Linked DNA regions of Homo sapiens: region 1 is linked to region 2. The links are chromatin loops, found by intact Hi-C in ENCODE. Cell type or tissue: HCT116. All regions are shown on one strand.

Region 1 (8,000 bases), 260 kb after region 2:
AGAGGGAGCCACCTCCACAGAACCCCCAGCATGCTCCCCATAGCAGCTGAGTGCTTGTAGAGCTGTGCCAGGAACCCAGGAAGATGCAGGTGGAAACATTTGTTCTAGAATCTTCGGAGCAGTGATTTGGGCTATGCTCAGGAGTGTTCATTCTCTTTTCCGTGGATCTTCACAAAATATCCGAGAACTAAATCTGAAACGTCTCTAGTAAGGCCACGTGATGCGTGCGTCTAGCACCCACGAGTGAGGAGCCGGAAACATTCTCCCGCGCCAGCTCTGCGGGGTTCTGGCTACTTGTGCTTGGGTGTAAATGCTCGCATTGCGTTTTCTGTTCCTGCCACATTGCACGCTTCAGCCTGAATGCAGCGTTATCGCTGCTGTGGGAATTTTTGACAACTTATTTATGAGTATTAAGATCCTGGAGTCTTCCCCCACCAAAAAAAGGGGGTAGCTATGCCTGCACTTGGAGATGTTTCCAGGATGGCAGCCCTTGTGGGGTCCAGTCACCCAGGGCTGGCAATAGATGCTGTCTCCCTTGTGCACCCAGGCTGGTTTGAAGTGTGCTGACGGGGACTTGCGGAGACAGCCAGGCAGAGGGAGAAAAAAGGTGGTAGGGTTGCTCCAGGTCACACAGGCCACCGCAGAAGCAGGCCTGGCTACATGGAAGGGAGCAGGGTGGCGGCATCTCAGGTGTCAGGGCCGGAGCAGCAGAGGTCGAGGCCTTCCGAGGCCCCTCCCCAGGCATCTGCTGAGACCCTCCCTTGTGCCAGGCCCTGTGCCTTCCCGACGCCGGGGACTGGAGCTAGAGGCATCTGGTGACAGGAACAGGAGGAGGTTAAAGCAATCCGTGCCCTGAGTGAGCGCAGGGTGCAGAGTAACCCTCACATGCACAGTGACTGGTGTAGGATGATGTTTGACCAATGCTGAACTCATATGGGCTCTGAGCCCAGAGGGGCCAGGTCTTTGGAGTCTGGAATGACTAAGGCAGGCCTTTCCTGTGAGAAGTGGTGGCTTTGAGCTGTGGGGACCTAGAGAAGAGACAGCCAGAGGTTCTTAATTCTTTCCTTCATCTTCCTCTCCTTTGATTCTGATCCATTAAGTGGTTTTGGCATGGTTCTGGGGCCCTTCCCCTCCAGGACCCCTGCGGTGTGAGTGCTACTCCTTTGGCCCCATGGATCACCCCTCAACCCGTCACCTTGTGTTCCCCGAGGTGGGGGTGCCTCTGGAATTCCCTGTTCTGCTTTTAGGAGTGTCACAAGGATTGTAACAGCGTCCCACTGGTGCTGGATGGCCAACAATAAATTCCCAGGCTCTGAAGCACCAGGAACAAGGTCCCTGCAGTCAGATGAAAGGTCCCCTCCTTGCCTGGCAAGACCTATTATCTGGGACTCTAAAGAAAACGTAAGGCCGGGCGCGGTGGCTCACACCTGTAATCCCAGCACTTTGGGAAGCCAAGGCAGGCAGATCACGAGGTCAGGAGATCGAGACCATCCTGGCTAACACAGTGAAACCCTGTCTCTACTAAAAATACAAAAAATTAGCCAGGCGTGGTGGCGGGCACCTGTAATCCCAGCTACTCGGGAGGTTGAGGCAGGAGAATGGCATGAACCAGGGAGGCGGAGCTTGCAGTGAACTGAGATCACGCCACTGCACTCCAGCCTGGGCGACAGAGCGAGACTCTGTCTCAAAAAATAAAAATTAAAAAAAAATAAAACGTAAGGATGCCTGCTCCTGGGGAAAAGCGTGAGGGTCAGCATGTCAGTAACAGTGCTATAGGCGTCAGTGCACGTCTGCAGGTGGCCGGCGTTGCCCCAGAGAGGGCCCGTTTGAGTCACTTACTCAGCAGACACCAGGGACCTACTGGAAGCTCATTTATTCAGCTTGCCCACTTGCTCATTAATTTAACACATTTGTATTGAATGTCTGCTTTCTGCAAGGCACTGGTGCTCCCACTGGAGCTGGGCTGGCAGACTGTTTCTATAAAGTAAGTATTTTAGGCTTTGAGGGCCATTTTGTCTGTTGCAACTACTCAACTCTTGTAGAACAAAAGCAGCCATAGACAATACATAAACACATGGGTGTAGCCTTGTTCCAGAAAGACTCTATTGACAAAACCAGCTGCATTTGGCCACAGGCTATCGCGTGCTGGCCCCTGGACTATGTACAGAGGTAATCCTCTATCTACATAGAGCTTATGCTCTAGGCAAGGAAGACAAGAAATTAATCATATAATCACAAACATAAATTATAATTATGAACACGTGTTCTCATAGCTCTACAGCCAGGATGGTATGTGGCAACCTCACGTCAAGAACTGCTTCCCTCAAGAGTTGCTGCTTTTGTTGGCATCAGAATCAGCATGAACCAGGTGAAGAGAGAGAGGAACCAGCATGTGGAAACACCCTGCAGTACAAGTGCAGCATCCCAGGAATGGAAAGAAGGCCAGTGGTCATAGCGGAGAGGAGAACGGGGACAGGGGTGAGATGAGGCAGGAGAGGACATGCAGCTGGTGCATGCATGGTCTTGGAGCCATGCTGTGCCTCCAGTCTTTATCTGAGTCTAATGGTGAAGGCTAACGCAGAGGAGAAACAGGATCGGATTTGCACTTTGCTGCAACATGAAAGCAGATTGGGGAAGAGCAAGCAAGGATTCAGGAGAACCAAGTGAAAAGACTATTGCAAGAGAGGACAGTGGCAGTGGGGAGGTGAAGAGAAGTAGCTGGAGGTAAGAGGTATGTCGAGGGGTCATAATGGGCTGGGTATGGAGGGAGAAAGCCTCCACAGGATGGCTCCTAGGTATCAGGGTTGTGCCTGATTAGATGGTTACATCTAGATATAAGATGGTTGGTGTGCTCTATTCTGAGACAGGAAGCACTGGAGAAGCCCAGAGTTCTTTGCTTTGATTTGTTTGGGTGAGAGGAAGAGGCATGATCAGTCTGAGTTGCCTTTGAAACATCACATTAAAGGTGTCAGATAAGTAGGTGAGATGTACAGATCCGGAGCTCAGAGGAGAGGTGGGACTGGAGAGAATATGTTTTGGAGAGTCATCAGCATATGGAGAGTGATTGAAGCCTTGAGCATGGATTAGATCATCCAGGGGAAGAAGAGAATGGAGTAAAAAAAGAGAAGAGGGCCTGGCAAAACATCTTCTAGGAGCTCTGATGTCTAATAGCCAGGGAGGCAGGGGTGATTCGGCAAAATGGGGAAATGACGACCAATGAAGCAGGATTAAAAACAGGAGATTGTTGTGTTGTGGAAGCAAAGGGAAGCAAGGGCTTCAAGCAAGACTTGCATTCAGCCTGTATGCGCAGGCACAGTGAGACTGGCCACGGATGCCCAGTGACCATTCTGACTTGTCGGTGCATGCACTGTGATAGTGGTTAGTGCCCATGCCACATCAGTTGTTAAACTTGATTTTCATCCCTGCTTTCAAGGAGTGGCCACCAGTGTTGAAAGCTTCTGGGATAGCACACAAGATAAAGAGTGGAAACCGTCCATTGGATTTAGCACCATGGAGGACACTGGTGACCTTAACAAGAGAACTTTGGATAGAGTGATGGGCTAAGGGGTGAATGGGAGGTGAGGAAGTTGACAGGAGGCCTAGGCAGCCTTTCCAGAAGTTTCACCATGAAGCAGAGGAGCTAAGCAGGACAGGTAGAGGAGAAGCTGGAAGGGTATCCTGGAGTCAAAATTTTACTTTCAAATGTTGAAATGATGAGAAGTATTTGTTCAACATACCTACTGTGTATTTATTCAGTTAGCAAACTGTGTATCTCATTCATTTATTCATTACTTGATCCAACATGCCTATCTCAACCTTGAGTAGGATATTTATTATGAGCACTAAATTTATTTTATTTCATTTCCTTCTTTCCTTGTCAACAGCCATTTATTGAGCATGTATTATTTGCCAAGTACTGGACCAGGTCCCAGTGATAGAGACATGAATAAGTTATAGCCTGTGTGTTCACGGGGCTTATAGTTTTTTCTAGTGCAGTGGTTCTCAACCAGGGATGATTTTGTTCCTTTCCCCATCCTAGGAGACATTGGGCACTTATCTGGGAACTTATCTGGAGATATTTTTGTCATGATGTAGGGGGGAAGGGATGCTACTGGCCTCTAGTGGGTGGAGGCTAGAAATGCTGCTAAGCATCTTAAAATGCACAGAACAAGCCCATTACAAAGAATTATCTTGCCCCAAACAAGAATGGGGTGAAAATGGCTAGATTAATATGTGCATGTGGTAACTACAGGAGCTCAGAGGATGAGCACTTGGACACACAGTGGAGCTGGCCAAGCAGAAGATGAGGGACAGACAAGACAGGTGGAGGCCACAGGTGTGGAAAGGCATGGAGCCGTGAAGGGAGCATCGTGCAAACTCAGGAGCTTCCCGTGAAGGGAGCATCGTGCAAACTCAGGAGCTTCCCGTGAAGGGAGCATCGTGCAAACTCAGGAGCTTCCCGTGAAGGGAGCATCGTGCAAGCTCAGGAGCTTCCCGTGAAGGGAGCATCGTGCAAACTCAGGAGCTTCCCGTGAAGGGAGCATCGTGCAAGCTCAGGAGCTTCCAGCAGTTCCGGGCAGAGGCACCGTGACTGATAAGGGCGGAAGTTTGCAGAGTAGCTGTGGCCATAGATATCATACCAAGTATCTTGGATTTTGTGTCTGCGCTGAGAGGCCACTAAAGGATTTCAAATGAGAGGAAACCAGATTGGTGTCTTAGAAAGATCGTCCCGGTGGCTGACAAAATCAAACAATAATCACCAACATCTGTTAAGAATCAAATCTGTGTCCAGCACTTTTTTGAGTACTTTATTGTATTATCCTGTTTAGTCTCCCAGCAACCCAATGGAGGAAACACTCTTGTTATCCCCATCTCACAGCTGAAGAGACTGAGGCAGAGGGGTCGGGTAGCTTGCTTGACATTACGTGAGTAGTAACTGCAGGGCCAGGATGTGGCTCCCAGACTGGGCGTATAAACAAACATGAGATGCCCTGTGGTTCTTTCTGTCTCCTACTTTGGGTCTGAGCTCTGGGACTAGATTTGAGCAGCCACAGGATCTCAATTCATAATTCATGTTTCAACACTTTTGCAGCTGCTCTAAAAATTCTATGCCTCTAGCCTTAAAGAGTACGGCTTTGAGGTAACCACTTCTTGTTGATTAGGAGTTCTCGCGTAGCTGTTAATTTTTCTAGGTGCTCTGGCTGAAATGCCCTATCGACAGAGAAACACTTGAGTGAATTGTGCTGATGGGAAGTCAAATTCACTTTTTGCTGCCTAAGCCTTTTAAATGGACCCGGTATCCATACGTGACCCCTCTACCTTGTATGACTCGCTCTGCCTTCTCTATCAGCTACTTCACCCCACTATCCAGTGTACCCCTTCTTTATCTTTGCTGGGGGGGCAGGGGGGCGGGAAATAGATGACTTTGCCTAATAAAATTTAAAGTAGATCTCAGTGCACAAAGCTGCATCGTTAGCCAGCGATGATCCTGCTTTTCAGGGTTTTTAATTGCGGTGGTTCCCTGCTCTGCATTAGGAGCCCTAATGAGAAGTGACACCCGCTTCTGACCCAGGACTGATGGCCCCTAGGGAGAGGGAAACTGAGGTTCCCAGGTATTAGTTTGGTGCAAAAGTAATTGCGGTTTTTGCCATTTTTTTTTTTTTAATGACAAAAATGCAATTACTTTTCCACCAACCTAATAGAAGGGGCTGCACCTGTGTTCCTTCCACCCATGAGAAGAGATTTTTGTCTGAATCTCAGCTGCTGAGGGAGGCAGGTGACTGACAGGTGGGACTCAAGGATGACTCCCACCTGGCAAATTTCAGCAGCACTCCTCCCATTTGGAAAGAAGAGCCCAGACACATTTTTATATGTATGTAGGCTTTTAAATACATGTGTCTCTCTCTTTTTGAAAACATTGGCAGAGTTCTGGCAAAGCATAGGAAATGCTACCTGGTCTGTGATCTGGAGGGAGCTCCCTCCTGAGAGGAAACAGGCTCTGTCTATGCTACACTGGATGGCTGGCCTAGCCTGCTGCCGGTGGGTTCTTTGAGGCTGGTCTATCACCTGTGAGTTCACAGCCCCAAATGATCCCCAACTGACAGAAAGAGCCCCAGGCTGTGGCCTCTGTCACTAGGGAGTCTGGAGGGGCAGCCAGCTCTGATTTCTAGGCTTCTTCCTATAATGATTCCGTGGTAGGACAGAGAATTCTCTGGGCTTCCGTTTTCTCATCTGCAAAATATAGGGGTTGTTGGACTGAAGACCTTCTAGTGTCCCTAGCGGCTTTGACTGGTGGATTAAATCAGACCTTTGACAGGATAAGGACTGCCCATCAGTGCTAAGAAATTAATCTTATGCCCAAACATAAGGCAGTTCCCCACTTTCCCAAAGAAAAGCTTTCCAAAAACTTTTTAGCCAACCTGAATATATTAAATTTTTTTGAATATAGATGCAACAAAAAAGTATACTTACAATGTTTAATTATTTTAGTTTCAAATGTTAAAAATTACAAACTATATAAAATGCTAACCGGGCATGGTGGCTCACACCTGTAATCCCAGCATTTTGGGAGGCCAAGGTGGGAGGATTGCTTGAGCCCGGGAGTTCGAGGGCAGCCTGGGCAACATAGCAAGACCCCATCTTTAATTAAAAAATAAATAAAAATAAAATGTTAATTTAGAAATATTTCCACTTATATTTCATGAGTAATTATTCAAACTTGTTCTGGGCAGCTTTGCCTCCCATGTTTTTTTTTCAGTGTAGTTTTTTTTTTTTTAATCACTAGAGTGACTTTTTGAGTCCTCTGACAATTTTTTGGAACGTCATGGCACTTTTTGAATGTGAGGATTAGACCTTCCCTGGGAATTCTATCCCAAGTTGAAGCAGGTGTTTTTGGCTTTTTTTTTTTTCATTTGGTTTATAGGTAAATATTCACAGTCTCTTTGCAATAATTTGTTATGATTCTTGTTAAAGTGACCTTCAAAAGTCTGTTTATAATAACATACAGACACTAAAATTTATACTACATCATATTTGTGTTAATTAGAGTCTTCTTACTGATACAGAATCTATCAGTGGATATATTCGATATCTTGAATAGAAGGCAACACCTTGTTGAGGGCTAATGAGGGAGGAGGGAAAAGATGGCATAGACAAAAAATTTTACTGTACAAAATTCTCATTTAAAACCCCTCAGCTTGTTATATTGCACGTATAAGCATTTCTGTAGTGGCTGTTTGGTAGCCTATGTCTGTGAATGTAGGCAGAGGTCTCTTGATGGAGCCCAAAGACAGAACACCGGGTCTTCTGCTGAGTCTTTTGGGCCCCGCAAGAACTCTGACCAACATCCTTCACCACTTTCCAAACACAAGGAGCCGTAAGCCCCTTCTGACCACCTTTCTGCCAATCTGCTGTTGGGCTTTTGTGTAGTTTAATGAGCATAGAGTCATTTGGAAATATGCACTGCGCTTCACAAAAAGAAAGAGTAATATAATCAGAAATGATTATATTTCAGCACTTCAGCACTATTGCTACTATTAATGTCCATTATCACTGTATTACCTGAAATGTGTTTAACAATCACAGTCACTAATCAAGGTGCCTGTCCTGGAAAATGTGTATTCTCTCCATCTGGATCACACTATGTATTGTGCTGTTACTGTTTTAAATTTTTTTCAGATAATTGGAACCTGCTACTTCATACTTTGAAAAGTAATGTAGCGGGTGAAGCCCTGAGAGGTTCAAAGCCTATGCTTCCATCAGGGAAATAATGCAATTTCCATGCAAAATGATTATAATATTATTCAGTGATTACATGGGGGTGGAGGGTAGTCTGTTTTTGTTAGACTTTTGAAAGTGGCAAATTGAATTCCATCCAAGTAATCAGAGGTTATGAGTTTCCAGCACAGTGTGTTTGCACTTGTTGGAGGCTCATTTCCCCAGGGTCTCTGCAAGCCCGGAGCCCCCGGAGCCCCCAGAGCCCTTGCTGACCACTTGGGACA
Region 2 (8,000 bases):
TACAGGGAGTTTGGGGGAAAAAATGTATGATAAATACATTAAAGGATCCAAAAAATTGTGGACAATATGTGAAAAGATGGGGAATTTGTCTAGGGAGAGGGAAACTATAAAAGAGAACAAAATAGAAATGCTAAAAACAAATAAAAGAACTACAATCTCAGAAATAGATAGTTCATTTGACAGGGTTACAAACTAGATATAGTACAAAAGAGGATTTGTCAACTAGAAAACAGGAAATTATCCAAATTAAAATAGGTAGAGAGAAGACTGCAGAGAAAAAAAGAAACAGAGCATCTGAGATCTCTGAAATAATATCAGATGGTCTAACATATATGAAGTCAAAGTCCCAGGAAAAAAGATAGAATGAAGCAAAGGGAATATTTGAAAAGATGACAGCCAAGAATTCTACATCAACTGAAAGATTCAGAAAATCTCAATAAACGACAAGCAGGGGCAAAACAAACCAAACCATCATCTTGGCAACCAGTCAAACTGCTGAAAATCAAAGGAAAGACATAGATCCACGACATTCATACATGACAAAGAATGGCTGACTTCGTTAGAAACAGTGGAGTCCAGAAAACAATTTAATGAGATGTTTAATTAGACAAAAGCATTATAAGTCATGCTGGCCTTGAATTCTTTATCCAGCAAAATATCCTTGCAAAAATGAGGGTGGGATACAGACTTTTCCAGATAAACAAAATCTGAATTTTTTGCCAACAGATTTGCACTATAAGAAATATTAAAAGAAGTATTTCAGGCTGCAGGAAATGATACCAGATGGAAACTTGGATCTTTACAGAAGAATAAAGAAGATCATAAAAGCTTTAAAATGTGTGTAAATACTTTTCAGAGTTTTTTTCCTTTATTCTTTCTCTCTCATTTCTTTCTTTTTCTTTCTTCCCCTCTAAATCTATCCATAGACACACACACACACACACACACACTTTTAACAACCTACAGACCATATAAAGCAAAAATTTTAAAAATGTATTATGGAATTAATACCATATGTAGAAGTAAAAAACATAGAAGAACAAAGTGTAGGAAGGGTAAATGGAATTTTACTGTATAAATTTCTTACATTATTCATGAAATAATATTACAGGCTGAGTACCACTTATTTGAAATGTCTAGGACCAGAAATGTTTTGGATTTCAGATTTTTTTGGATTTGGGAATATTTGCATATAAATAATAAGATATCTTGGGGATGGGACCCAAGTCTAAACACAAAAGTTCATTTACATTTCATATACACCTTATGTACATACCCTGAAGGTGATTTTTATGCAATATTTTTAATAACCTTGTGCAGGAAACAAACTTTTGACTCATTTTGACTGAGACCTGTCAAATGAGAGCAGGTGTGTAATTTTCTATTTGTGGCATCAAGTCAGCACTCAAAAAATGTTGGATTTTGAAGCATTTCAGATTTCAGATTTTTGGATCAGGGGTGCTCAACATGTAGTCCATAATTTCCAGAAGAGTTGGGGTTGAGCCATCCATAATTTTTAACGGGCAAAAATGGCACCATGGGAGTGGGAGACTGTGGTAAGTTAAAGATGAATAGTGTCATCACTACAACAATCATTTTAAAAATAGTACAAATAGGTATAACAAAAAGATCAATAGTAAAGGTACAATGGAATACTAAAAATGCTTCATTCACGCAAAACAAGGAAGAATGAATAAAGGAGAAAAAGATAAAAAGATACAAAAGACAGAATGGAAAATACAAAATAATAACATGATGTTAGACTTAAAAGCAATCATATCAGTAAGTATGCATATTAACTAAATGTTCTTTTTAAGAAGCAGAAATTATCAGACTGAATGAAAAGCAAGAAAAGCCTTTATGTTGCTTTCAGTAAACATAATTTTAATATAAAGACACAGATAGATTGAAAGTAAAATATGGAAAACAATATACTATACAAACATTAAGTATAAGAAAAATAGTGTAGCTATATTAAAGTAGACTTCAAGACACAGAATTCTAGTAGAGATATAAAAGGACATTTTATTATTATAAAAGTTTCAGTCCATTAAAGATATATAAACATCTTAAATGTGTATGCACCTTAAAACAGAGCTTCAAAATATCTGAAGCAAAAAGTGGCTGTGCTAAAAAGATAAATAGACAAATCCACAAAGATAAATGGAGACTTTAAATTCTCTTCTCTCAATAGTTGATAGAACAAGTTGAAGAAAAAAAAAGGAGAGAGCAGATAGAAGATCTGCACAACTCAATCAACCAGCTTCATGGAACTGACATTTATAAAACAGACCAAAAACTGTAAAATATACATTTTTTTGCAAGTGCACAGAAAATGTCCCAAAAAACCATATGCTAGGCCATTAGAAAGTCTCAATAAATTTCAAAAGACCAATAACATAAAGAGTATATTCTCTGGTGACAACGGCATTAAATTAGATACTAATCTCAATAGCACACCAAGAAAATCACCCCAATATTTGGAAATTAAACATACTGCTAAATAGTCCAAAGATCAAAGAATAAATTACAAAAGAAAGCACAGAATATTTTCAGTGGAATGTTAACAATTTCAAATTGTGTAGGCTATACCTAAAGCAGTGCTAACAGGGAAATGTATAGCTTCAGAAGCCTATCTCAGGAAACAGGAAACACATTAGAGCAATCATCTAAACCACGACCTTAAGAGGCTAAGAAATGAAGAGTAAATTAAACCCAGAGTAGGTACAAGAAATAAGACAATAAATAGATGACAAATAAATGCAACGGAAAGAGACAACCAATAAAGACAATCAGCAAAGTCAGAGGTTGTTTTTTGGAAAAAGTTAATAATGTTGATAATCTCCTCAGTTTGAATGATCAAGAAGTAAAGGAGAAAGTAAACCACAAATTGCCAGTATCAGAAGTACAATAAGGAAGATCTTCAGAGATCCTATAGACAAATATAATAAAAGGAGCAACTTTATGCCTCCAAATTTGACTTAGATAAAAGAGAAACATTTGTTGAAAGCTCAACCTAAAATGTACACAAGAAGAATTTTAAAATATAAACAGCCCCGTATCTATGAAACAAATTGATTTGTCATCAAAACTATGAATTTTGTTAAACACTAAGGAGGAAGGAGTGCCAAACTTAACACAAACACTTCCAGAAAATAAAGAAGAAGGAACAAATCCCACCTTGCTTGATAAAGCCAGCATGACCCTGATATCAAAATCATTTGGTATCAGTTTTTAACCAGGCGTATTTTTCCAACTGCTTTACCTAAACTAACCCTATCTAATCCTCACAATAGCCCTAAACTGTAAATATTCATTATTATCCCTATTTTACAAATGAGAAAACAGAGGCACAGAGAGGTTAGAAACTTGCCCAAGGCCACACAGTTATTAAGCAGTGGGACCACGAGACTAATACAAGCCAACTGTTTCTCAAGTCTACTTCCTAAGCACCACACTATACTTCCTCCTTAATACTAAATTAGATCAAAACAGTGAGCGTGTGCAGCACAACGCTTGGGACAGCATGAACTTATTAAATAAACTGAACGTCCAGTGGGAAGCTAGAAATACAAAACTGAAGCTCAAACTGGACCAACACATCGCAGCCGAGGACCTGTAAGCATTCCACTTCAGTTCTTGAATATGAATTCATTTGACCCAGCGCATAGCTGTGTGCACACCCATGCACACTCATGTGTGCAAGAGTCCCAGTGAGGCAGTTTACAATTTGAAAGTGCAAGCCTACCACACTGGATAAGGAAACGGAAGACAACTGTCCTTATCTCTCTCTCCAGCCCTCCCTGATCCCTGCAGTCCTTGCCAATGCACTAAGAGACTTGTCACACGATAATGAAAAACTGAAATGTGATGGATTCAATTACAATTTATATTTTCACTTAACAATCAATTACCTTCCCCTTGTTGGTGGAACATCATTAAGCGATGATACCAGCTCTGGAGAGAAATCCTCTTGGGGAGGGGAGCAGCTAGCCCAGAGAGAGTTGAACAGGGTTTTGAGTCTCCCAGGAATCTGGGCAGAGGGAAGAGAGGCACGGAGCAGGAATAGTGGAAGGATTGACTTCCTGGGGCTGCCCAGGGGTGAGAAAAGAGGTGTTCTCTGCCTGTCTGTGCCAAGAAAGAAGGGGTTAGGGAATCCCCACCTTTCTCTGGACCCTCTTCGTCTACCTGTGGGGGCGTCCCTGGGATCTAAAATAAACAAGAAAGTTGAAGCTCCCCCTTGGATGTCACCCAGAGAAGCTGATCCTGAAGTTAAATATTTGCAAAGCGGGGGTGAGCAAGATAGACTTGCTGAGGACCCAGCAAGGGTGCACTAGGGCACAGGCAGCCTCCACTAAGATCCTTCAAGAGGTTGGGGGAGGCTCCATGTTTGCTTGCTCCCCAGGTGGGCTTTGTAGAACTTAAGAGGCTCTCTGGGGCTCGGCCTCTTGGAAACAGCAGCGATAAGCCCTGCACAGATGGAGCAGCCTCCAGACAGCAGCCGCCTGGGAGGATGAAAATTGAAATCCCAGCTTTCCTTCAGAAAGATGGAAAGAAGGGAGGGAATCCCAATGCAGAGTTCTCCATCTCTCTCACTTTCTCTCTCTCTCTCTTCTCCACAAGGGGGCGCACAGCCTGAAGCAGCTTCCCTTCTAACAACCCCCCAATTTTGCATTTTCAAGCATGCAAATCTGACTACGTCATTTATGCTTAAAACCTCTCATTGCTATAAAATAAAGCCTAAATTATTTAGCATGGCATTTGAAGGGGATCAGAATATGCCACCCTGAAATATGTCCCTTTGGCATGTGGATTATTTTGAGCTGAAGGCAATTGAGAATCAACAGATGGAGGAAGAGTTCTCTGACCCCCGAATCTGTCTAAAAGCAGGGACAAATTTCCCTTTGTGAAGGTGACTCTCACCCTGCACTAGGAAGGGAGGGCAGAGTGACTCTTATCACCAGAGATGGGAGTCAATACCAAGATGAGTTGGCATAACAGACCTTACTAAAATAACCATTGTCTTCCACTAGTTCCCCAATATATTTCCTAGTCACTTCCCCATAATTTATCATCCCTTCAAAGCCCGAATTCTCTTTCCTTTGTTAAAATGGTATATAAACCCCTAAGTCTAACTGCCTCTTTGAGTTTCGCTGATTTTTTTCTGTGGACTCATGTTCACATAAATATTAATAAAAATTTTGTGCCTTTTCTCCTGTTATCTGTCTTTTGTCAGGCATGTAGGTTCAGTAACTGAACCTAAGAGGGTAGAAGAAAAGTTTTTCCTCCCTGACACATTCAAAGTCTTCTCAATCTTGCTTCTGTCTCACACACCTTCCAGGCCTCCTAAACTTGACCCCATTCTTTAACCACTAAGTGCCTCCTGGAATTTACAAACATTTTTTGCATTTTCACATCTTCTCCACTTGACCGCACTCTATTAAGCTTTTGAAGTTCCTTTGAATATTTCCCTCTCCTGAAGCCTTCCTTCAATGTCCCCAGGAGATTGATGCCTGCTTTACCTTGTTCTGAAGGCACTTTTATAATCCCACACCATTATAATAATTATGGCATAATGAATGTTCGTTCCTTTATTTATATCCTCTCTTCACAATGTTCACATTCTTTGTTTCATTAATTCCAAGTTGAAAAGCACACAGTAAAGAGAGAAAGCCTGAGAGCAGTAAGTTCTACTTCTATCCAGCTGTTTGCTCAGACAAATTGCTTAACAATTCAGCACCTCAGTTTCATCATCTGTAAAATGGGATTGCTATAACCTATCTCTTCAGTTGTAGCTACATGAAATGAGTTGCTGCATGAAAACCCCTTGGCTCAAATCCTGACTCACAGTAAGTGTTCAATAAATGCTGGTTATTAGCTATTTGATTTTTTGTTTACTTGGAATTTCATGAGCGTGTCCATTAAATCTTAATGATCTTTGTACCCAACGTCAAAAAGGCTATCACAGAGCTTGGTGTTTCATAAGCTCTCGAAAGAAAAACAAGATGTGTACCGAATGAATGAGCAGTCACTATGTACAGATATTGTGAAAACAGTCACTGCTGGTATTCAGAACTGCAAATACATAGTTTTGTGTAATATTTCAACTGCTGATCCTGTCAAATGTGCTTACGTGGAAGTATTGTGAAACATTTTAAGGGCTGATACTGTCAAATGCATTGAGGAACCACTGTGAATGTTGACATTGTCAAATGGGGTGTCAAACATGGTTATATGAAAACAATGTAACAGCAGCGTATGTGACATATAGATTTATATTAAAGATATTGTACCAAAGAGCAAGGTTAAAGCATAGCACAGTCCCAGTAAAATTCAAAGTCCTACCTTTCAGCTCATTGTGTTAAAACTACAATGGATCCAGAAATTAGGCACATATTAATTATTTTCAAAACATTATGTTGTTCTTGTGGTTGGGGGGGGAGGCACGTAAAATTTAGAATTAAGGGCTCCTAACTTAAGATTGCCCTAGGAGGAGTGGCAAAGGTGTCCCTCTTGCCCCACAGTGAGGCTTCTGCACACCTTTTAGTCTAACTTCATGGAGCTGGGGACTGCTGTGTGAGCAATGAGGTAGGGTGGTCTAGGTGTTCAGATGGCAATCTGGGTCTCTGGTCATAAAGGCTGGAGTCTGCCATTACTCAGGCAAGCCCCAGTAAGGGTCAGCAATGAGATGCTCTCTGTCCCTTTGCATAGGGGTTCTGATCTGGCAGTGACAGTGGGGATCCTCTAGGATGGCCTGGATGACATAACCCAACCCATGCCTCACCCAGAGCTCCACTGTGATGACATCCTAATTTCCAAGACCCTGGAATTGGCTTTCACACGTTATATTATTTTCTCTTTCTCAAAGGTAGCCATTGTTTTCCAGCTCAAAATCAAAATAAACACAAAAGACAAAAAAAAATCCTTTCCTTTACATTGCATTAACTTGTCTATTGTATCCAGGAGAGAAAAATTATGGTTCTTTTTTACATCTACTGGTCACATCATATCTGAAATCAAGTGTTCAGGTTAGGAAAGGGAATCATAGAATTACCTAAAATTTTTGGCATCAAGAATCACAAAATGTTTTTCTCCTCTGTTTATATCCTCTGTTTACAATGTTCACATTCTCTGTTTCATTAATTCCAAGCCTGGGAATTAACCCGTAGAAAATTATCCCTGATGTGGCAAAGATTCCAGAGATTTTCATCAGAGCATCATTTAAAATAGGAAAAACGTTATATAAGCTGGACATAATAAATATGTAATAATGATAGATTAGGTAAATTGAGAACAAATGGTGTAATGTGATATGGTGTGCGTCTATTGAAATGGAGTTTGAAAAAAGGTCTTGATATCAGAAAATATTTATAACATCAGAGAAAAACAGCAACACAAATTTTACACAAAATGAGTATGTTCGTGTATTTGTATCAGTGATATAAAACAATACAATGGTCCTACCTGGGTACTGTCATTATGTAAGATTTTTTAGGGTCTCTTCCATGTGTTTTCTATATTTTCTAAGTTTTCTACAACATTTCTTCTTGATGCTAATATGCATCCTTGCAGACTATTTGTGCATTTAATGCAGTGTTTCTTTTTTTTCTCCCTCTCACCCCAATTACTGTTAAATTGATGGTGTGTCTTAAGTCAATTGTATTTGTTTGCTAGGGCAACTGACATAATGAAGTACAACAAACTGGGTGGCTTAGACAACAGAAGTTAGAAGCCGGAGGTTGAAGATCAAGATGTGGGCAGGGCTGTTTTCTCCTGAGGCCTCTCTCCTTGCTTGTCCTCACAAGTCCTTTCCTCTGTGCATGCACATCCCTGGGGTCCCCTCGTCTTATAAAGACACCAGTCCTATTGGATCAGGGCCCCACCCTGATGACCTTGCCTCACCTTAATTACCTCTTTAAAGTCCTGTCTCCAAATACTGTCATGTTAGGGGTTAGGGTTTCAATGTATGAATTGGGGGGAAACACAATTCTGTCCGTAAT

The links. A loop is a pair of places that touch in the nucleus more often than their neighbours do. Peaks named below come from ENCODE experiments on the same cell type or tissue, not always from the same donor. Only the 100,000 strongest peaks of a DNase experiment are listed, where the experiment ranks them.
Region 1: a loop joins it to region 2, with 4 times the contacts of the local background. A loop is called at or near these places in 9 of 110 quality-filtered maps.

The regions. Positions count from the first base shown.
Region 1 is chr2:23,456,327-23,464,326 of GRCh38, forward strand. The region is part of intron 1 of KLHL29 (kelch like family member 29); the gene reads left to right. All of the region lies in intron 1 of LOC124907741 (a long non-coding RNA gene), which reads right to left. Among named protein-coding and RNA genes, the nearest start is that of LINC02923, 73 kb to the left of the region's middle. In HCT116, a CTCF peak has its summit at 4,109 (motif pointing left); a DNase peak (open chromatin) is centred at 4,095.
Region 2 is chr2:23,194,895-23,202,894 of GRCh38, forward strand. LOC107985792 (a long non-coding RNA gene) reads right to left here and starts at 4,035. Exons shown (of 9, transcript NR_171639.1): 1 at 3,915-4,035. In HCT116, CTCF peaks have their summits at 4,623 (motif pointing right) and 4,826; a DNase peak (open chromatin) is centred at 4,647; H3K27me3 peaks cover 2,278 bases.